Regions from separate parts of the Homo sapiens genome. Here region 2 is linked to region 1. Evidence: chromatin loops called from intact Hi-C (ENCODE). Cell type or tissue: PC-3. All regions are shown on one strand.

What was found. Hi-C counts contacts between places; a loop is a spot of excess contacts. Peaks named below come from ENCODE experiments on the same cell type or tissue, not always from the same donor. Only the 100,000 strongest peaks of a DNase experiment are listed, where the experiment ranks them.
Region 2: a loop joins it to region 1, with 3.0 times the contacts of the local background. A loop is called at or near these places in 7 of 110 quality-filtered maps.

The regions. Positions count from the first base shown.
Region 1 is chr6:7,111,697-7,114,196 of GRCh38, forward strand. All of the region lies in intron 1 of RREB1 (ras responsive element binding protein 1), which reads left to right. Among named protein-coding and RNA genes, the nearest start is that of RREB1, 5.0 kb to the left of the region's middle. In PC-3, no CTCF peak of the experiment used is centred here; a DNase peak (open chromatin) is centred at 1,385; H3K4me3 peaks cover 2,179 bases; H3K27ac peaks cover 2,209 bases.
Region 2 is chr6:6,810,155-6,812,654 of GRCh38, forward strand. No RefSeq gene overlaps it. Among named protein-coding and RNA genes, the nearest start is that of LINC03055, 74 kb to the right of the region's middle. RefSeq lists enhancers at 724-1,923, 1,312-2,253. In PC-3, no CTCF peak of the experiment used is centred here; a DNase peak (open chromatin) is centred at 1,477; H3K4me3 peaks cover 1,190 bases; H3K27ac peaks cover 2,500 bases.

The sequences.
Region 1 (2,500 bases):
TTCTTTTGTAAGTGTCTTTAATTGAAGTTCAGTACTCTATGACCAGCCTTGTGGTGTCAGATGGCAGCTTGTCTGGTGGACTTCTTGACTATTACCAGTGTGTTCAGGTTGAACCTTCCTGAGGATTTGTGTGTATAGTACCCTCTTATTTCTAGTATTAATAACTGATTCCATGGTTTGTTTTGGAAATTCTGCATAATCCATAAAGTTATGTCTTTTATTCCGCATGAAACAGATTTGTATTCAAAGATAGAAATGCAATTTAGTATCAGTAGAAAGTATGCAATGTAGTCTGTCCTGATAAGGGGACAATAGCTTTCTTTCCCCCTTTACTGAGATTACCATTCCCTTAGATTAGGTTTTGATAGGGCTTCTCCTCCATTTCATTCCACCTCCCTAGTGCAGTTTATTCCGCCCAGTTCATAGCTATCTTTTTAAAAATAATTATATTAGGTTCAGAGTATCTTTGGAAGGACTGGCCAAATGTCAGAAAACAAAAATAGGTGTGATGTACATTACATTTCTGCCAAAAGTATGTTCAAGTATCTTGAAGTTTTTCATTGAGATAAAATGGTTGAAATCTAATTGAAGCCATGATGAGTAACTATCATCTCTTGGTTGAATGGTAAGCCTGTTGTAAGCCAAAAGTTTCCCTGCTTCAAGGTTAATTTCTGTACATCTGACCTATTGAACAGGCAGTGTTGAGTCATATTTTTTATGTCCAAATATAATTAAGAAATTGATAAATGTATTTTCTTTCTGTTTCTTTTCTCTCTTTCTTTCCTGATTTAGACAGTGATTTTTGAGTAGAAGTAGCCATGGCAGTTTTCAAAGAGCAAGGGTCAGACAGTGATTTCCACAGGGGGGTGAGGGTTGCAGGGTTGCAGGTACCTTATATCAAAGGTAAAAGGTACACCGTATGAAACCCAGAGGGAGGCATACGGTGTGCTCTCTGAAATGCATCACTTATTTTTCATTTCCCCCACTCCCATAGAAGGCAGAATACAGAAAAGAAAACTACTGTTGTTTTCATTACTACGGAGGTAAAAGAATGAGGAAGGTGGAGAGGGGTTTTTCCTTTTTTGTTAGCAGTCCTGTCGGCAATGTCATCGACTGTGCTCCGCCCAATTTCTCTTGTCACGTTCTCTGGTGTTCAGCGTGGTCTGAACTGCAGCCGAGTGTAGCTGGGGATTGCACTCTGCCGTTGGCAGTGGCGGGTTGGGGTGAAGCGGATGGGGAGGAGGAGACTGGGAGCGATCGGTGCATCTTATTTCTGGTGGGACTTCAAGGGTACTGAAGTTAGCCAGTCTGCCCATCAGTAGAGGTGGCTGACTGTGAGTAGGTGCTTCAGACGAAAGCATGGGAGAGGGTGGAGATTGTTTGTTCAGTGTGATTCAAGCCAGTAAAGCTAAGAGAATTCGAAAACCTCTGTGAAGTCCGGGGACTGGGGACTGGGTCCTGACTGCTCCTGCAGGGATTCACCTGAGGGCTTGCAGACATCATGAGGGTGGGTGGAGAAAGAGAATGAAAACCCCCACAGGCATTGTCAGACAGCCAGAGTGAAGAGAAAACGTCTCAGTGGGGGTAATTAGATAAAGCTTTTAAATGCTCTATTTGTTTTTCTCTAGTTTGCTTGGTATTTCATCTCTTTCCCCCTTTTCAGAGACTATGGGATAGAATTGTTATGAAAGTGTCTGATACTTCTGGTGGTTTAATCACTTTAAAATTTTTCTTTTTCATTCAGATATACCTTCTAGGACTTAGTTAATTTCACCCTGCTTTTGTGGAGGCCTTTAGCAAAGATTCCACGTTCATGCTGAGAGGAACACTGTGGGAGTTGGGTGGGTATGTTGACCCATTTTACAGCTGCGCGGTGGTCCACCCGGGGGCTGTTAATGAATCAAACTTGGAACCCAGAACTCCTAACTCCAGCCTAGCCCTGTAGAACAGCTGCTTTTTAGAGTCAGTTTGACCTCAGGAGGACTTAGCAGCATTAAATATATACTGCCTATTTATCTCCATGTGTATGGTGTGTGGTTTTTAAATAAGACCAGATCCTTTTCAAAATAAACCTAATTGAGTTTGAAGGTATAAGGAAATTTTAAAAAGCACTTCTGCTCTTGGTAGCATTTCTGTTGATGAACTGTGATGACATGTATCTTTTTAGTAGCCTTTCTACCTCATGAGATTGTTGTAAGGATAAAGTAGATGTTCCAGAAAGTCAAAATCTATAAACGGAAGAAAGTGGTATATTTTGAGCTCAGGAAGCTTTGTGGGTATCCATTCTGGATTTCCTTTCCAGAATTTTGCACACCTCCATTACCTTAGTCAAATTTTGCCTAGGAGTTTATGTTCAGATTGGGGAAATGCAGCACTTTGTTTTTGTTTTTAGTGCTGGGAGACTAACAGGACTAGCAAATTCTTCTTAATGTGGTTCACTTAGGTGAGGCAGAGTCTTGCTGTCGCCCAGGATGGAGTGCAGTGGCACAATCTTGCCTGT
Region 2 (2,500 bases), 300 kb before region 1:
CAGGAGAGGTTTAAGGTGGTCAGAGAGCAGGGAGAGCCCTGTGGCAGAAGAAGTGGCAGGTACAAGGACTGGAGGATGGGAGGGGCCTCATAGGGAAGGAAGGGCAGGGTCCTGCTTGGGCAGGTGCACCTCTCTTGGTTGATCTCAGGGTCTTAACGGTAGATCACCAACCAGGTCATCTCTTTCCAGGCTGAGGTGTGCAGAGATTCCTGATAAGGAGGGGACCTGGGGCCAGGCTGCCTGCTCCTAGCACAGGGTTCTTGCCTACCACCTCTCTCTCCCACCAGCACCAGAAGTGCCAGGGGTGGGGGCAGGTCGGGGGGGTGGGCAGCGGATCTCAAGGCTTCTGGGAAGTGAAAAGTATATCTTCCTCCAAAAATTTTAGATACATAAATAGAGCTTTACTGATTCCAAGAGATAGTATAGTGAGATTATTGCAACGAATTTAAAAAAAATCATGATTTGGATCTTAATTTGGCAAACTCCCAGCTGTGTGACATTGGGCAGGTAAGTTATGTCTAGACTTCACTTTCTTCATCTATAAAATGGGGACAGAGATTATGCCTTCTTCATCGAGTAGTTGTGGAGGTTCAATGAGAATATGAATTGGAAACACTTAGTAGAACACCTGGCCCCTAGTAAATACTCAACGAATGTCAGGTGGTGTTGGTCTTCATCTTTATTGTGTGAGAAGGATGATGAACTCACTGAACATATGAGGAAACTGAGAGGCCAGAGTGGAAGCCAGGACTGTCATGCAGGTCTCTGACGCGCTGTCAGTTTCTGTTCTGCAGGCTGTGAGCTGATTTGTACCTGGGAAAGCCAAAGTGTTCACATAGACTAAGTCAGAATAAGCTCCTCCAACTCGACTTGATCCTGGGTGCAGAAAATGCTGGAAGCCTGACACAATCACAGCCCAAAGGGAGCAAATGAAAAGAAATCCTCTGAATGAAATTTGGGGTCTCACTTCGGGCAGCACCCACCCTCTGCAAAAGGGAGATGTTTCCACAGCTGCTGATCCTGGATCCAGAGGCAGCACTCCCTCCACGAGGGACACTCGGGCATTGTAAACTCAAGCATCCCTTTGTTTTCCATTCTTCACTCAGACATTCCTGATGACTAACTAGGGATCAATATAAATCACGTCATTGTGATCTCGGGTCTTTTCCTGCTAAAGAAAAGTAGAGAGTATAAGGAAATGACGGTGGTTTGAAAACAGAAAGCAAAAGTACTCCCTACAAAAGTTATCTGGAGCTATTAGGAAAACAAGGAAGAGGCTCCTGGTGATTTGGAAGCCGGGCCAAGGTCTAGGATGCAATTGATGTCAATAGGTCCTTTGCAGGTAGAGGGACAGGTGAGGTCATAGTCTGACGTCTGTTCTTACAGGGCTCCTCCCTGGAAATGACTCGCTCTCTCTGTACTCATTTCCTCTCAAGGCTTTGTTCCAGCAAGGGTTTCTTTTGAAATAGGAGAATCCCAGGTGGCACAGGATGGGATGGGGTCTCAGTGGGAGCAGTTGCTGCAATTGCGAAAGAGGAGGAGGAGGAGGAGGAGGGGAAAGAGGCAATACTTCCAGCCTCCAGGGAAAATCTCTGTGCTTGCTGCCTTATCACAGTGACTGGGTAAGCCCAGGGATCCAGTAACGAAGGAAGGAGGTAGGGGGTGGCCAGGACAATAGTTCAGTTGTTGTCCAAGGCACGCCCTCATCACCTTCGTCATTTCTCTTTTTGAGGCAGAAATCCACCCTCAGATGCACACACAAAGCTGTCATTAACAGAAGCTTCACGTGCACCCCGGAAAGCAAAATTGGGCACTCGGCTTCAAAGGAAACGGCTTCTTCCTTCACAATACTTCATCACTAAATGGTTGTCTGGCATGTTTGTTTTTTCAAATGTCCACATTTTATTTGTCCAACTGATTGTCTCTTTATCAGCAGCAGCCAGGACCACAGCTGAACTGTTTGTGAGTTGGTAGTTTATAAAATCAATGCTAAGTCTTTGCTAGTGTTTCTCTAACACGCTCATTTGTATTTATTCGTCTCAGAAGTCAAAGAAAAAAACACAACATACAAAAGGCAGAGTGGTGCTTTTCTATGTCAATATGTGTTTGAGGACTTTTCTAGCTAATTGACATAAACTCGACAGCTAGACCAGATGACAAGCAAGAATATCCATCCCATAATGAGGCTTCCGGCACTGGCTTAATCAAGTAAATCCAGAAAACAAGGCTCAAAATTACTTGAGAAAGGTTTTAATTGTTTTTGCATCTTTTCTCTTTTTTCTTTCTCTTATTTTAGAAAAATTATTCTTAGAGGTAGAGTCTCAATACACTTCCCAGGCTGGTCTCAAACTCTTGGTCAAGCAATCTTCCTGCCTCAGCCTCCCAGGTAGCTGGGACTATAGACCTGAACCACTGTGCTGTTTTTGCATCTTAAAGGCAGAGCTCTGAGGGAGAGGTGGATCCCAAGCCTGTGGGTTCACCTGCTCTAAGAAATCAATAA